Linked DNA regions of Homo sapiens: region 2 is linked to region 1. The links are chromatin contacts, found by Hi-C in ENCODE. All regions are on one chromosome and are shown on one strand. The core of a region is the stretch at or near the end of the contact, and the rest is flanking DNA. Distances in the headings are between cores, read along the strand shown.

What was found. Hi-C counts contacts between places; a loop is a spot of excess contacts on that map. Pooled maps may share reads with other maps.
Region 2: a map of ascending aorta shows a loop between it and region 1 (4-fold over the local background). The contact joins the promoter of LINC01366 here to the enhancer-like site in region 1. A Hi-C loop is called at or near these places in 3 of 168 maps with a recorded cell type or tissue (ascending aorta, endothelial cell of umbilical vein and naive thymus-derived CD4-positive, alpha-beta T cell) and 11 of 50 pooled maps.

What each region holds. Positions count from the first base shown.
Region 1 is chr5:170,629,376-170,637,047 of GRCh38, reverse strand. The region is part of intron 1 of KCNIP1 (potassium voltage-gated channel interacting protein 1); the gene reads right to left. Among named protein-coding and RNA genes, the nearest start is that of KCNIP1-AS1, 48 kb to the left of the region's middle. RefSeq lists enhancers at 194-943, 3,759-3,938, 3,713-4,294. Within about 2 kb of position 3,812, at least 26 of the 41 ENCODE cell types and tissues checked have a DNase peak (open chromatin) inside an H3K27ac peak, as active enhancers do; they include ascending aorta, where a contact is called at or near this core.
Region 2 is chr5:170,328,093-170,335,764 of GRCh38, reverse strand. LINC01366 (long intergenic non-protein coding RNA 1366) reads right to left here and starts at 4,372. Exons shown (of 2, transcript NR_108025.1): 1 at 4,188-4,372; 2 at 665-2,631. RefSeq lists enhancers at 1,373-2,220, 2,255-2,304, 2,221-3,070, 4,136-4,305, 3,870-5,069.

The DNA of each region.
Region 1 (7,672 bases), core at 2,563-5,062:
ATTCAGTGGACTCTGACCACCGTCCTGTTGGTGATGGGGATGGGTTGGGGGTGGGGCCAACCCACTGTGGACTTGGAGGTGGATTTTGGATTCAGACAGCCTGGTTTGCAGGCCTGGCTCCACCACTTAGAAGCCATGACCTTGAGGAGGTTGTTTCACACCCCTAAGCCTCTGCTTATCCATCTGCAAATTGGGAATTACAGGACCTGCCTTTATTGGGTGGTCAGTAATGTGGGTAGAGCACTTCGTATGTAGGAGATATTTACAGGAGGTGCTCAGTAAATGCTTGCTCTCACCTCATTTTCTGACCCCCACCTTGAGCCCCCTAAAAGCTGGTTTCTATGCTTGTTTTACACTGGCTTGCTGTGCGATCTTGGGGGAACTATTTGTCTCTTGGGTCCATCCCTCTCCTGAGAAACAGGGATAAGTCCAGGATGGAAAATACCTGCTCAGAGGGCTCGGATCAGGAAGCGTGGCCGTGTCATATTGATTGAGCCATTGATGAGGTCTCTGCATGCAGTAGGTGCTCAATCAATATTCTCCTTGAGGATAGATCACTGCTGCTGGCATGAGAAGGCAGGCCTGGGATAGTGCCTCCTGGTTCCAGCCTCGGGCCCCTCCTCGGCCACCCCCCTGTGATAGAGCACTGACCTTCAGAGCTGTTGGCCCGCCACCCTCTGCCTTCTGCCTCCTGCCTCCACTGTCCCTGTGTGCCTTTCTGCCCCCCTCAGGGCTCAGCTCTGCTCTGCTCTTCTCTTTCGACTCTCATTCCCCTGGTGAACCCATCTAGCGTCACAGCTTTAAACGCTGTCTCTACGCCAATGACGCCACAATTCCTGTCTCTGGCTAGGCTTTCCCCCCAACTCCAGACTCCTATTTCCAGCTGACTTCCTGACATTTCCGCTTCACTGTCTAATACAACAAACTCTCAGAATTAATAAAATGAGACTCCAGATATTTCCTCCCAACTGGTCTGTCTTCCCCAGGTGGGTGTTGAGGGAGTCTCCAAAATGTCACATCGGAGTCACATCTGGGAGAACTTGCCTGTCTCATGCCCATACCCAGCCCACTGGCAAGTCCTGTTGGCTTGACCTTCAAAATATACCCAGGGCCTGGCCACTGCCTGCCACTGCCACCTGCACCTCCCGGCCTGTGTCTGGGCACTGGCAGCCCCTGCCTGGCCTCCTGCCTGTTTTCTCTGCCTGCCATGGTCTAGCCCATCAGCGTGGCCCAGCATCCCTTTTATACATCCAAGGCAGAAGACTGTCCCCTTCCACTCCATACCCTCCAATAGCTCCTAATTTCCTTTCAGAATAAAAACAGAGCCTTGCAAAGATACTTATCTTGGCTGGAGACAAAACCTGAAACAAGACAGAAACTGGACCTGCCCCCTTGTCCCTTACAGTGCAGGGAGGCTGATAGAGACAGCAGTGATAAACCTTTAGCAATAAATGAAAGTTTAACTAAGCTATACTAACTCTAGGGTTAGTATACAGCTACATGCACAGGGCTTCAGGTTGTGATGTAAACAGGAAATAAACAGCAACATGCACAGGGCTTCAGGTTGTGATGGTTCTGTGATGACTGCTGACTTGGGTGGAGAGCTACCTTGGACAGGGGAGTGAGGGAAGGCATCTCTGAGGGGGTAACATGTAAGATAACAAAGAGATTCAGAACTGAAAGAGACTCTTAGAACATCTACTTTAAAAGGTCTTCTTGGCCGGGCGTGATGGCTCACTCCTGTAATCTCAACACTTTGGGAGGCCGAGGCAGGCAGATCACTTGAGGTCAGGTGTTTGAGACAAGCCTGGCCAACAAGATGAAACCCCGTCTCTACTAAAAATACAAAAATTAGCTGGGTGTGGTGGTGGGTGCCTGTAATTTCAGCTAGTCAGGAGGTTGAGGCACAAGAATTGCCTTAGCCCGGAAGGCGGAGATTGCGGTGAGTGGAGATCGCACCACTGCCCTCCAGCCTGGGTGACAAAGCGAGTCTCTGTCTCAAAAATAAATAAATAAATAATAAATAAAAGATTTTCTTATTACATTTATATATGGAAGCAAGAGAAGCCCAGAGAGGTGAAGTGACCTGGCTGAGGCCACACAGCATATTACTTACAGAGCTGGAATTCCAGGCAGTCCTCTTGACAATCTAGTTTGTGATTTAAGGGTTGCCAGCCTGGAGCTGCAATTCCTAACAGCAATGCCTGGGAATGCTATGAGCTATTAATCTCCTCTTACATATAAACAAATTGCAAAATGTATCATATTAATGATGACCTTTCTCTTTTTGGCTTTCAGGACACATCTGCCTGGCCTTCCTCTTGCTTCAGTGGTTTCCCATCCCAGTCTTTGCTGGTCCTTCCTAATCTGCCAACCTCTTACCATTGAAGAGCCTGGGGCTCGGGACTCAATGCTCTTTTCTTCCCTCTTTACACACACACACTCCCTGGGAGAGCTCATGTCGTTTTGTGGATTTCCGTGCCAATGACTCCAAAATTCTATCTCTTGCCAGGATCTCTCTTTTGAATGCCAGCCTCAAACATCCAGTTGCCTACTTTGGTGCTACTCGAAGTGTGGTTCTCAGTCTGGCAGCATTGGCATCACTTGGGAAGCTGTTGGAAATGTAGAACCTTGGGCCCCATGTTGGGCCTATTGAATCATTTTGGGCCTATTGCAACTCAGGGGTGCAGGGGTGGGCGTGGCACCCATCCATCCGGTTTAACAAGCTCTCCAGGGGACTGAATGGATGCTGGAGTTTAGGAAGCATTTTATTCCTTGCCCTCTCCACTTAGATATCTCCCAGCCATCTCAAACTTAACAAGTCCGAACATAAGTTCCCGATATTTCCTCACTCTACCAGCCTTCTCCATCTAAGTTAGTGGTGACTCCATCTGGTTATCTGCTCAGACCAATAACCCTGCTCAGACCAATAACCCTGCAGTCATTCCGGAGTCTCTGTCTCACCTCAACTTTGGTCTGTCAACAAATCCCGCTGGCTCCATTTTCACAACACCCGCAGAACCACATCCCTCTCACCACTGGCACTGCCACTAACCTGGCCAGAGCCGCAGCATCTCCCACTAGATTCTTGTAGAAGCCTCTTGGGCGCTTTTCACACTCTGCCCTTGGCCCTGACAGTCTACCCCAGCACAGCAGCCAGAGGGATTAAAATGTCATCAGCTCTTGTTTCTGCCCCAAGCTCTCCAATGGCTCTCCTTCTCGTGCAGCATAAAAGCCACAACCCTTATCCAGACGCACAGCCACACCCCGCCCCGCCCCATCCCCCCTCCGCCCCGCCCCCCGCCCCCCCCTCCGTCCCCCCCTCCGCCCCCCCGCCCCCTCGCCCCCTCCTCCGCCCCGCCCCCTCCTTCCGCCCACCGCCATCTCTCTGACCTCTCCTCTCCTCTTAGTTCTCTGTCCCTGGCCTTTTAGCTCATTCTGAAACATTCCTGGAACACATCCAGGCACATTCCTCTGCACTGGCTGATTCTTCATTTTCCATCCTGGAAAGCCTCTGCGTTTCTTTTGCCTCCTGCTTGGGTCTGCCATAGGCCTCTGCACTGGCTGATTCTTCTTCCTGAAAAGCTCTCCTCCCAGACATCTGCATATCCAGTCCCCAACTTCAGGTCTTACTCCAAGCCACTTCTCAGTGAGGCCCCCTGACTACCTCAGTCACTTAATTTTTAAAATTTGCTCCTATGACTAGCTGCCCTGCTCATTTTCCTCATCTTCTGTGTTGTCCATGTGTTTGGTAGAATGTCCGCTCTCGCTCTCGCGGTCCCCTCCTCCCCTGACCAGCGTCCTCCTCCCACTTCGGAGGGTCCCGCTCCGCCTGTCTTACCTCTTCTGGACGCCAGGTGGCGCCCCACACCGCCCAAGCCCCTGGCCGCCTCCATCCTTGCTGGAGAGACCCCGAGAATGCCTGGGGAAGGCGTGACCCTCGCAACCCCCTTCCCTCTGCTCTCCCCCTGCTCAAAGGAGGATGTCCTTTCTGACCACCAAAGCGGATGTTTCCTCTGAGACCCAGGAATTCACAATTATTCCTCGGGGAGAAGGGAGGGAAATGGCCTCTTCCAGGTTCAACCCGTGCTCAAGCCCCAACCCACCCCCACGCGAGGGAACGCTGTGCAGGACCTGCTGCCTGCTGGGTGCGTGCTGGGTGCTTTTACATGGTTGTCCCATGGAACCCTCAGCACAGCATTAGCGTTCCCACTTACAGATGAAGAAACTCAGGTTCAGAGAGGCCAGGTTGCTTGCCTGAGGTCACACAGCTGGTTAAGTGCAGAACTGGGATTCTAGCCTGACTCAGAGCCAGGGCTCTTCCACTTATTAAATGTCCCCCCAGAGAAGGCACAGCAGGAGGCTGGCCCATCTTTGGGCATCACATTTTAGGAATCGAGGAAGGGAGCTGACACTGGTTTGTGCTGGTCTCTTTCATTTACCGCCCACATCCCTGGCGGTAAGAATGTGCAAACGGCCCAGAGAGGTTGTGGTGCTTGCCCAGGGCCACGCAGCAGAGCCGCGCTGCTCCTCCTCATCTCCCGCCTCTGTTGGTTCGCCCTGGCCTAGGGAGGCAGAGTGCTCTGCAGCCCCTGCCAAAGGAGGCTGCTTCTCTGCAAAGGATTCTTCAAAAGCCTTGCAAGGAAGCGCCAGGGGGCAGTGGTGAAGGCTGGAGGAGAATCTTCTGGGGGAAAAAGATACAAGATTTGAGGCGAGAATCCTAATTACAGGAAGACTAATAGCCTGTCAATCCACGTGGCGTTGGTGGGACAGGGCTTGATTCCAGGGGCATCTGGGGTTTTCTGAGGGTCTCTCTTGCTCGCTCGCCTGGGTATTCATTTTCCCTCGCCTCTTGGAGGCAGAAGCAAAGGCTCCGAGAGCCTTGATTCAGATGCGTGTTTTTCTGCTCCCCAACTCCAGCTGAGCCTGGCCTGGGGACTGGGCAGGAGGACAGAGGACAGGCACGAAGGTCCTCTGTGGCCGGCGAGGACTCAGAGCTGAGCGGCCTCAAGCGTGGGCCCCTTTAGCTCCCCCTGTCTGTGGCAAATCGTCCTGGACACCAAAGACAGCCGGGAAGGGGAGGTCCACCCCTGACCAGTTGGGAATGTCCCTGTGAAGGGGCGGGATTTGGACCTATGGCTTGCTGTCATGAAGGCAGCTGCCAGTATGTGCCAGTGCACATACCATCTGGGGCTGTTGTCGGCGCTACTCTTTCCCCTGGTCAGGACTGGCCCAGGTCTCTAGTGGGGGCAGCACGTGGCCTTGGGGAGCCCAGAGGCCCCTGGGAGAGAAGCCCTAGGGGACCTGGGAGTCTCAGCTCCAGTGGATGGCATCTGGAGGGGAGGAGATTTGAGGGGTTGTGCCCCCATCACAAAGAGACTTTCCTGGCATCCATTCATGATGAGCAATGACAAATACATAAGCCAGCAGTCTGGGGCCTGGTGGCTCTGTGCTGTGGAAGACAGCTTCCCTTCTGTGCAGGAGACAATTCTGTGTGTTTCTAAAATTCCATTCGGGAAAGCCCCTGCGTTTCTTTTGCCTCCTGCTCTCCTGCTTGGGTCTGGAGCTGCTTTCAAAAAGCGTTTGAAATGGAGAATGGCAGAGTCCAGTCACCAGTGCTCAGAATTGCTCTTGGTTCCTGAAGCCCCTTCCTGGGGCAGTGGTACCATGTGTGTGGACAGCAGCTGCACCCTCAGCCTTTCCTGAGCACCTACTATGTGCCAGGCATGGTGCTTGGGCTCTCACACACATTCTTTGGTTTTCTGCCCACAGCTGTCCTGGGAGGTAGGAATTCTAACACCCATTTCACAGATGACATAACTACCTATCTAGGGGGCTGGGCAGTTAGGACAACAGCCCCTACACACTGGAAGTTCTCTCTCTTGTACCAGGCAATTTCGCAGCCATTGTTTTGTGAAGCTGAGTGATTGTCCCCATTCATAGAGGAGGGAACAGAAGCTCAGAGAAGGAAGTCATCTGGTTGGAGTCACCTGACCAAGTTCACACACTGAGTCATTGACAATCTGTACTCAAGCCTCGTACCCTTATTCCTAACCTAGTGTTCCCTCCACTGTCCCGTGCTGACAGCTGTTATCAGTTGCTTATGCCCTGGTGTGACTGGGGAAGGAGGTAGCTTTGGAGATGCTCTTATCTGCACGCTGCACTCATCAGAAAGTCTCCCTCTGAGCCTCAGTTTCTGGACCTGGAAGATAGGGGTGATGCTGTACTCTGGAATTAGACCTTCAAGACACAGTCATGCAATCTGTTTCTTTCCTCCCATTCCTCCCCACCAGGCATTTCCCTGTGGATGGAGAGGCTGTGATTGCTCCCTTGGGGTACAATTGTTTACCAGTAGATTCCCTGACCCCTGGTCTTGATGTTCTCACCTGTGCTGTGCCCATTCACATCCTCTGCCTAGAGTACCCTTTCTCTTTCCCAGGATCCTCTCTCTCCTTTGTTTTGAAACATACAGTGGCTCCAAGTTAGGCAGTAAGGCCCTTTCATCTGCCCTCCCCCAAGTCCTGATGGACGCCTCTGGGCTCCAGCGACATAACGACACACTCGACCCCCTACTCATCTGTACGTCCCAGCCCAAATGCTGCCTTTTTGGAGAGTCTTCCCTGGTTCCCTGGCCCACCCTGGGCAGAAGTCATTGAGTTCATTGCTCTTGTTCACTGGCACACAGTAGGAACAATGAATGCATGTTGCTGGAGTCGGAGCACTCAGTACATTAAGTCATCGGTGCTGCCCACTTGGCTGCCTAATGCATCCATCCATCCATCCGTCCATTTATTCACTAAGTAAATATTGATTGAGTTTTATAACATATCAGGTCCTGTATCTAACCTTTTTGTCTGACATGGTGGGGAAAGACTGTGCCTAGATCTTCTCTGTATCCCTCGAGTTGGCATCTGGCCCCTCAAAATTGTCAGGGACCTTTTACCTAATAGTCACCAGGGACTCAGTCCTGCTCTTTGCTGGAGGAGCCCAGCTACCCCGGCCCCCACCCCCTCACCCCAGGCCCAGCCTGGTGCAGGGAGACGGGATGGGCAATGTTGCCAACTGTTCAGCACTTGCCTGCCTTGCCCGCCTCAGCCCCAGCCCCATCAAGAGGAACAGGTCCAAGTCCCTGCCTTAGGATGGGCTGGATGGAGTAGGGTTAATTTCCTTCTGCACAATTCACATTGTTTCTAGAGAATCTTGTGTGGTGGTTGCCCTTTTTCAGGTTCAGGGTTAATTCATTTCACTCATATGTCTGGGCATGCATTTGGTGCCCTTACTAGATGCTGCGTGCTGGGGATGTGGTGGGGATGGGTGCTGGTGCCGGGGTTGTGGAGGTGAAGGTGGCCCAGAGAGGAGGGCGTCAGGGCCAGGCCTGAATGCTGATGCCACCCTGCAGGGGGAGGGGGCAGACTTTCTAGGGAGGGACCAGCAAAGGCCCAAGATGGGACCCAGCTCAATCTAACTGAGCACCTGGAGAAAGGACAGTGTGCTGGGGTGGGGTGGGGGACCCAGGCATCCCAGCTAGCACCTCTGGCCTGCCTGAGACCCCTCCTCTCTGCTTCTGCAGGCCTTGGCCCCAGGGCTGGTTGGTTGCTGACCAACTCCATCAGGGCTTGGCTGTCCGGGACCCCTCTAAGGGTGGAGCAGGTCCTGGGGGAGGAGTCCCTTG
Region 2 (7,672 bases), core at 3,123-5,622, 300 kb after region 1:
CCAGACAGATCAACCCATAACCTCAGTCTCCAGGACAAGCATCAAGTGCCTTGACCACTGCACCTCTCAACCATCCTGCACCCCAGAAAAGTGCACAAGGTACAAGAAATCCTTCAGGTCAAGGACAAAGGCCCAGTGAAGTGACTCTCATTTTTCTGGAACCTTCTTCTGTTGCCAGTCACCTGCTGCTGGGGCCCTTTTAGCAAGTGGTAGATAAAGAAAAATCCCTAAAAATAAAGTATAATTTAAAAAAACCTTTTTTTTTTATTTTTTATTTTTGGAGACAGAGTCTCACTCTGTCACCCAGGCTGGAGTGCAATGGCACAGTCTTGGCTCACTGCAACCTCCGCCTCCTGGGTTCAAGCGATTCTCCTGCTTCAGCCTCTAGAGTAGCTGGGATTACAGACGCGTGCCACCATGCCTGGCTAATTTTTGTATTTTTAGTAGAGACAGGGTTTCACCATGTTGGCCTGTCTGGTGTCGAACTCCTGACCTCAGATGATCTGCCACCCTCAGCCTCCCAGAGTGCTGCAATTACAGGCATGAGCCACCACACCCAGCCTAATGAAGAAATCTTAAACCTCTGCCCATCTCTTCAAATCTAATTTGTAACTTTTTAAAAAGTTCATGAGCTGTCAGGTTTCTTTCTTTTTCCTTTTCCTTTCAATATTTGCTCTCTCTCCTCTCCACTCTCTCTTTGTCTCTAACTCTCTCTCTTTGTCTCTCTCTAACTCTCTGTCTTGCTCTTCTTCCCTCTTTCTCTTTGTCTTCTGTCTCTGTTTTCTGGCTTAGGAATATCTTAGTAAATTAATACCTAGAATCTGGAGGAGCTATAGACCTCTCCTTTCTGCCTCCCCTCTGAAACTTTCCACTCTGAGCTTAGCGGCCGCCTGAGCCCAACCCCGGCTCAGCACCTCTATGAGTGCAGCACTGTTATATATCACTGTAATTTTCTCCGGCCTCAGAAACACACAGCTAAGCCTCTCTCCTCATGGTCCTAAATGTAAATGAACACTGTCCCTAGCTGGGAAGGCCAGAATCATAAATTGGCTGTGTTTCTGCAAAGCAAAACTTTTTAACCAGAAAGATGTACACTCTTTATCTTCTCGGCTGGAGGCATAGAGAGATTTAAAAAGAAAAAAAAAAAGAGAACAGAGGACCCACTGGGAAAGTGGGGATGAGGGGAGAGAGAGAATAAGCAGAAGGCAGGAGAGACAGAGGGTGATTGAAGGAAAAGAGGGGCTGCAGAGAGGCTCACAAGAGCCATAGCCATCTCTCTCATGCCATAGGTAAAAAATTTAACATTAGATTTTTCATTTCACAGACAGATAAACTGAGGATGCTAGGAGCTCAGCAGCAATACGAGAAGGCAGGGTATTATCTAAAATTAAGAACAGTGCAGCCAGGGTGGGAAGAGAGGGAGCTTTGGAGCTCCGTAAGCTCCAGGAACTGAAAAACCACAGTCTGCCTCATCTTTCTCCCTGTCCGCGGAACTGAACTAGCCTCCAAAGCCAAACGGGTTGTTCTGCTGACTTAGCTTTGCATGGCGAATGCATTTGAAGCTTCTGTAGGTTTCCAGAAAAATTGTGCATTTCCTAGGGAGTAAACACCATAGCTTGATTCATATTATCAGTTTTGGGGTCCATCTACCCCATAAACCACACATGACTCCACTTTGCTGAAATAGGAAAGATGGTGCAGTGATGCAGTAATATTAGCAAGAAACAGCCAGATAGGATCTAAATGGGGCAAGGGTGTTGATTTGAGGTTCAGGAGAAGCCTTGTGCCATTTTCCCAACCTCACCATATAAAGCATGGGTGAGGGCCAAAGATAAAAGCTGCTTCCGCCCAGAGCACATTCCCAGGGATCTCCTGGTACAGTCCACAGTACTGATGATCAAAGCAGTAACAGCAGGGTCTTTGCACCACCTAGGCCAACTGAGGGTTCATAAGCTAAGCAGGCGTTCAGCTTTGTTACCCTTGGAGAAATGCTGCATTTTCACTAAAGAGCATTTCCTGTTGCAGAGAGGAGAGCTCGGCCCCCTGCCGGGATAATCACAATAAAGTCTCCGTTGATAAAATGGCCAAGGGGCAGTGTCTCAGGTTTCTCTGGTTTGCAGGTTATGGAGCTCACTTGTGAGCTCCAATCCTTGTGAGTGGAAGCATCTTTCTGAGACGCTGCACCCTCTGCTTTCCACTGTACATTCATGGTGCTGGGCTTGGGGAAGCCAGGGACCAGGACTATGGACTGAGTGCTTCCCACACCCATCACCCCAGGACACATGCTGGAAGATGTTCTCTTTTCTAATAAACCATCTACTAAGAATATCCGTTAGTCATGTTCTCTTTTCTCCTGAAAGTCAGGCGTGGGTGTCTGCCTAATGTCCGGGTCCAGTACAGTGTCTTCTGTGTGCTGAAAGACAGTCGGAGTTTCTCTTCTTCCTGTGGTTTTGTGGGCAGTGTCGTTTTGTGCCAACCTGCTGTCTGGGACTGATGAGCGCTCACCCAGCCACCCTGAGACTTGGTGGTGGACAGATGCACCCTGCTTCCTGAGATAGGTGCTGGGACCCACAGGGTGTTGAACAGATCCCTCTGGTCATGAAAATGGCCCTCTGGCAGCCTCTCAGTGACCTGTGTAAACCAAAAATAAAATTCTAAGTCCCCCAACCATCTGAATGGACCCCTCGCCTCGGCCAATAGCCTTCCAAAGTTAACCTGAAAAACTAGTGCAAACCGTGGTGGGAAGGGAGGGTCGAACGTGCCTCATTATTTCCTGCTCCCTTTTGGAACTCAGGCACAACTGACCAGCATTAACATTAAAACAGACCTTAGGATTGACAAAGCTGATTCTTTGTAGCAATAAGACACCAAATTCCAGCCTGGCTGTAGTATAGCATCACATGACAGAGAGCAGGCCCTGAAAAAAAAAAATCAAAGTATTTTGCCCCAAGTTATGTTTATTTGCTGTATCTCAAAATAGTCCTGCAAAGCTGTCTCTTGTGGGGAAAATCTATATTTCGAAGAGAATCCCCTTCCTTTTCGTGCTCCAGGAGAGAATTAATTCTGATAAGAAACATTTACAACCTATTCTCTCTGAAGCCTGCTACCTGGGGCTTCCTCTGCATAATGGGAACCCTGGTCTCCACAACCTCTCATCTTAACCCAGACATTCTCTTCTGTTGATTCTAGGTCTTTAGATGATAATACAACTTTTTCAACCAATTGTCAATCAGAAAATCTTTGAATGTATCTATGACTTGAAGCCTCTGCTTTGAGTTGTCCTGCCTTCCCGGACCAAACCAACGTACATTTTCTATGTATTGATTTATTTCTTGTATCTCCCTAATATATATAAAACCAAACTGTAACCTGACCACCTTGGGCAGGATCTCCTGAGGTCTGTGTCACGGGCTATTGGTCACTCATATTTGGCTCAGAATAAATCTCCAAGTATTTTATAGAGTTTGACTGTTTTTGTAGACACCTGGGACAGGAACTCTTGGCAGAGCAGACCCCTGGAGGCAGCACCCCTGCTGCTGTGCCTGCTTTCAAAACCCCATGGCTCGTCCTTCGTCCCCTCCTCTCTGTCTCTCTGTGACTTGAAGAAGGATGAAAGGCGGCCTGCAGGTGGACCACAAAAGTGGGAAGCATCATTCCCACCCAAGAAAGGAAAGAGAACAGAAGACGCCTGATCAGAGCCTTCCTGAGGTCTCATCTCCCCTATCTCCGGGGAGCTGAGAACCACCCCCAAGGATTTGGTGGGTCCCCTCCCCAACAGGCCCCTCCACCTCTGGTGAAAGAGCTCTGCCCACTTCTCTGCTTAGTCTGAGCTGATAGGAGGGAAAAGGAGAGCACTGTATGAGTCACAGGTCTCATTACCTCCCCTCATAGCCCAGGGGAAGGGGAGATGGCAGAGGCGGGTAGCAGGCAGGGCTGGGGATGTGCCATGGGGTTCCCCTGGCTTCTCCCCACAGAGGCTGAACCTCCTGGGGGAACATTTGAAAGCCTCAGAGACCAGCTATGGTGCCAAATACTAATGGCCTCAGTTTCCCTTCCTATCCCCCACCTTTGCACGAGTGTGAGTACTCACCCCCCGTCAACTATGTGACCTTGGGAAGACCCCTCTGAAAGACCTCACACCATTCATGTTAGTCCTCCTTCCCCACCTCCCCACACCATCCACACACCACATGCATCAAGCCCCACCGACTTCAGTCCTCAGCATCCTCGCCCCTCAAGAGGGCTGAGAAAAGGAACCATGCTCTTCACGAGCCACCATACAGACGTGGGAATTCCCCTGAAGGTCAGAACCACAGCTCCTTCTCAGCAACTCCTTCTGGCCCCAGGAGTGGGAGGTCTCATGGTCCCAAACAAAACGGAATTGCCTGTGACTCATACCCAGCCCTGCCTATTGAGAAATCTACTTCCGGTGTTGGGGGTGTGGGGTGGTGCGGAACTGGAGCCAGGAAGGGGTGTGTTTGTGTGTGTGTGTGTGTGTGTGTGTGTGTGTGTGTGTGTTCCTCAGCTTCCTGGCTACTGAGTCTTCTCAAGACCAGAGCTCCCTGGCTTTTCAGAAAACCAGCTCTCAAATCATCTAGATCATCTATCCCCCTTACTAGGTAGTCCAGTGTGGCCCAAAGCCTATTTGGACTTTTTTTTTCTTAAAGGAGAAGAAAAAAAGAACCAAGTGAAAACAGAAAATAATTCAGCCACGTGAAGCTGAATTATTATAGCTGCCCCATGTGAGTCGGGAAAGAGAAGGGTGCTTCCTAAAACATGTTAGACAAGGCACTCTGCGGCTTAGTCCCATCCTCCACGCCCCGAAGTCTGCAGCTCTCTCATCATCTTTGCTGCTTGAGTTTTGAGAGGGGCCCAGTGTGCCTTCTGCAAAGCCTGTGCCACTTGCTTCGAAATGTGGCTGTCTCTGGAGGGTTCTCACGAGTCCCACGCTGGATCCTGAGGGCACAGAACTGAAGCTGTTTCAGTTTTTGGTTTGCATGTTGTTGTTACTGTCGCAAAAGGGAAATATCAACTTGGATATTAACAAAATGGAGAACTGAGACCCACCCTGCGATTTTTGCCATTTTCTCATTTTGGTAGAACAAGAGCAAAGAACAAAGGCGCCTTCTAATGGCATAACCTAACTTTTAAGGTAACAGCATCATTATATGTTTAAAGCAAGAAAAGAAGAGGAAATAATGTTTGTCAAAATCTATCATGTGTCAGACATTTTACCGAACTTTCTCCCCTAAGCCCAATGACATAGGTACTTGTGTCCCCATTCCATGATGGGGAAATGGGGGCTAAGAAAGGTGCGGTGACTTGGTTAAGGTCATACGTGTAGAGATGAATGCTAGAGAAAGGATTCAAAATCAGGTCTGGCTGTTGCTGAGTTTCCTGTATTTTCCAAGTTCTTACACTTTCCCTAACTTCCCTGCCTTCATCTCTGTCCTCTCCTCTGCTTACTCTGTTCTTTTCTGTTCCTCAAACACACAAAGCTCATTCCCACATCAGGACTTTCTGTCTCTCTTTGTTTGGCTGCTTCCTTTCTTATCATTTGGGACTCATCACAAAGGCCACCTTCTTGTAAGGTGACCTGACCATTCCTTTTAAAGTAGTACCCTCTGGGATATTGCTCTGTTAATTTACTTTACAGTACTTCTCACTCACCTACTTTGTTTATTTCCGTAGTCTGTGACCCCCTACCCACCCCTCACTGACCCTGCAACAGACACTAGAATGTAGGGCTAGTGAGAGCAGAGGCCTCTTCTTTCTTGTTCTTCTCTATATCCAAAGAGTCTGGAGAAATGGCTGGGACATTGAGGACATTCAGAAATATTTGTTGGATGGATAGGTGGGTGGGTAGATGGATGGATAAACAGGTGGGTGAGTAGACGGATGAGTGAGTGGGTAGATGGACAGGTGGATGGGTAGATGGATGAGTAGATGGATGGATGGACGGATGGGTAGGTAAATGAATAAAATGGTAGATGGATGGACAGGTGGGTGGGTAGATGGATGAGTAGATGGTTAAATGGACAAGTGGGTAGGTAGATGGATGAAAGAGTAGATGGATGGTTGGATGGGTGAGTAGGTAGATGGATTAGTGAGTAGATAGATGAATGGATGGATGGGTAGATGGATGGATGGATGAAGATGAATGAGTTGGTGAATGTACGTATGTATGAATGTATGGTGTCTACTATATGGCAGGTTCCAGTGAGGATGTAGAGATGAATAAAATGATGTCTCTTTGATCCAAATGTTTGCTTTGAAATGAGGGAGACCTTCTCAATAGTCAAGTAGTTGCATCAAAGTATATTAGGTGTTCTGAGGGAATATCAGATCTCAAAAGCACATTTGGGATAGAAATGAGGAAGGGATCCATTTTTGCTGCTGGAGGGTGATCAGAAAATGCTCTATATGGGAGATAACACTGTATCTGATCCACGAAGGATAAGTGGTTATTATTCAGGTAATCAATGAATTTAAAAGCTTCCCTGCAGCCTAGGAAAAGGGAAAGAAGCTGAACACAGTCTTAGAGTCTAAAAACTGCAAGCTATTTGGTGTGATGGGACAAGAGGTGTGAAAGATCTGGTCTTGATTGCTACTGCATATTCAGTGTTTAGCATTCAATTACCCTACTATTGGCACTTCATAATAGTACTCAAGAATAGGTCCTCAATAATTATTTGTTGAAGAAAGGAACAAAAGGAGAGCACAGGGAAAAGTAAAGCTGGCAAGATTGACCTGTGCTGGGTACTGCTGGGCTAAGGAATGTAGATGCTAGTCAGAGGAAAATGGACCATCACAGAAGGGTTGATGAGATGCATGTTTCTGATGGTCACCCTGCTAAGCACAGGAACTGTGTTGGGGAAAGTCCAGGAAGTGGCAGGAATAGACAGAGTGGACTATGGCTATGGTCCGAGTGTGGGATGTTGAGGACCTGAGCTAATCAGGATAGTGTACGTGAAAAGGTAAAGAGGGATTCTAGAGACTTGAGGAAGGTAGAACTAGAGTGCTATCCATGGTTCCATATGGATGAAGAAGGGAAGAGGGAGGGAATATAAAGAGAAGAATTTTCCATGCCCCTGCTGGAATGACTAGATGCTAGCCACTGGAATACAAAATGTATGGGGTGGGGTTCACCATGAAGCTAATGAAGGTTATGTGCGAGAATCCCTCCCTTTCACATCCACTATCAAGGTCCTAAACCTACTCTTGTATTCATTGTTTTCTTTTTATTTATTTTTTCCTAAAGAGCCCCTTCCTGGCCAATTATAGAATCCTCAGGCTCCACCAAGCCTGGATCTTCCCCTGGAAATACAAGGAGAACAGTTTGGGGGAAAGGATTCCATTTGGATTGTGAATTCCATTTGGGGCATGGTAGGTTAGAGGTGGATGAAAAACCTTGAGGTGGAGATGTTCTGCAAGGAGCACAGTGTGGGACAGGGCTTGAATCCTGGCTTCATGCTGTGTGGACATGGGCAAGTTGTTTGAGCTCTGTGCTCAGTAAAATGGGATGTTAATGATAGTACACCCTGATAGGGTTGTAAAGATTAGATGAGACAACATAGGTCAAATGCTTAGAACAGTGCCTAGCACATAGTGAGTGTTGAAAACAAGTTGCGTGTTGGCTTTTGGTATTCTGTGGGGCAGTGTATATCTGAGA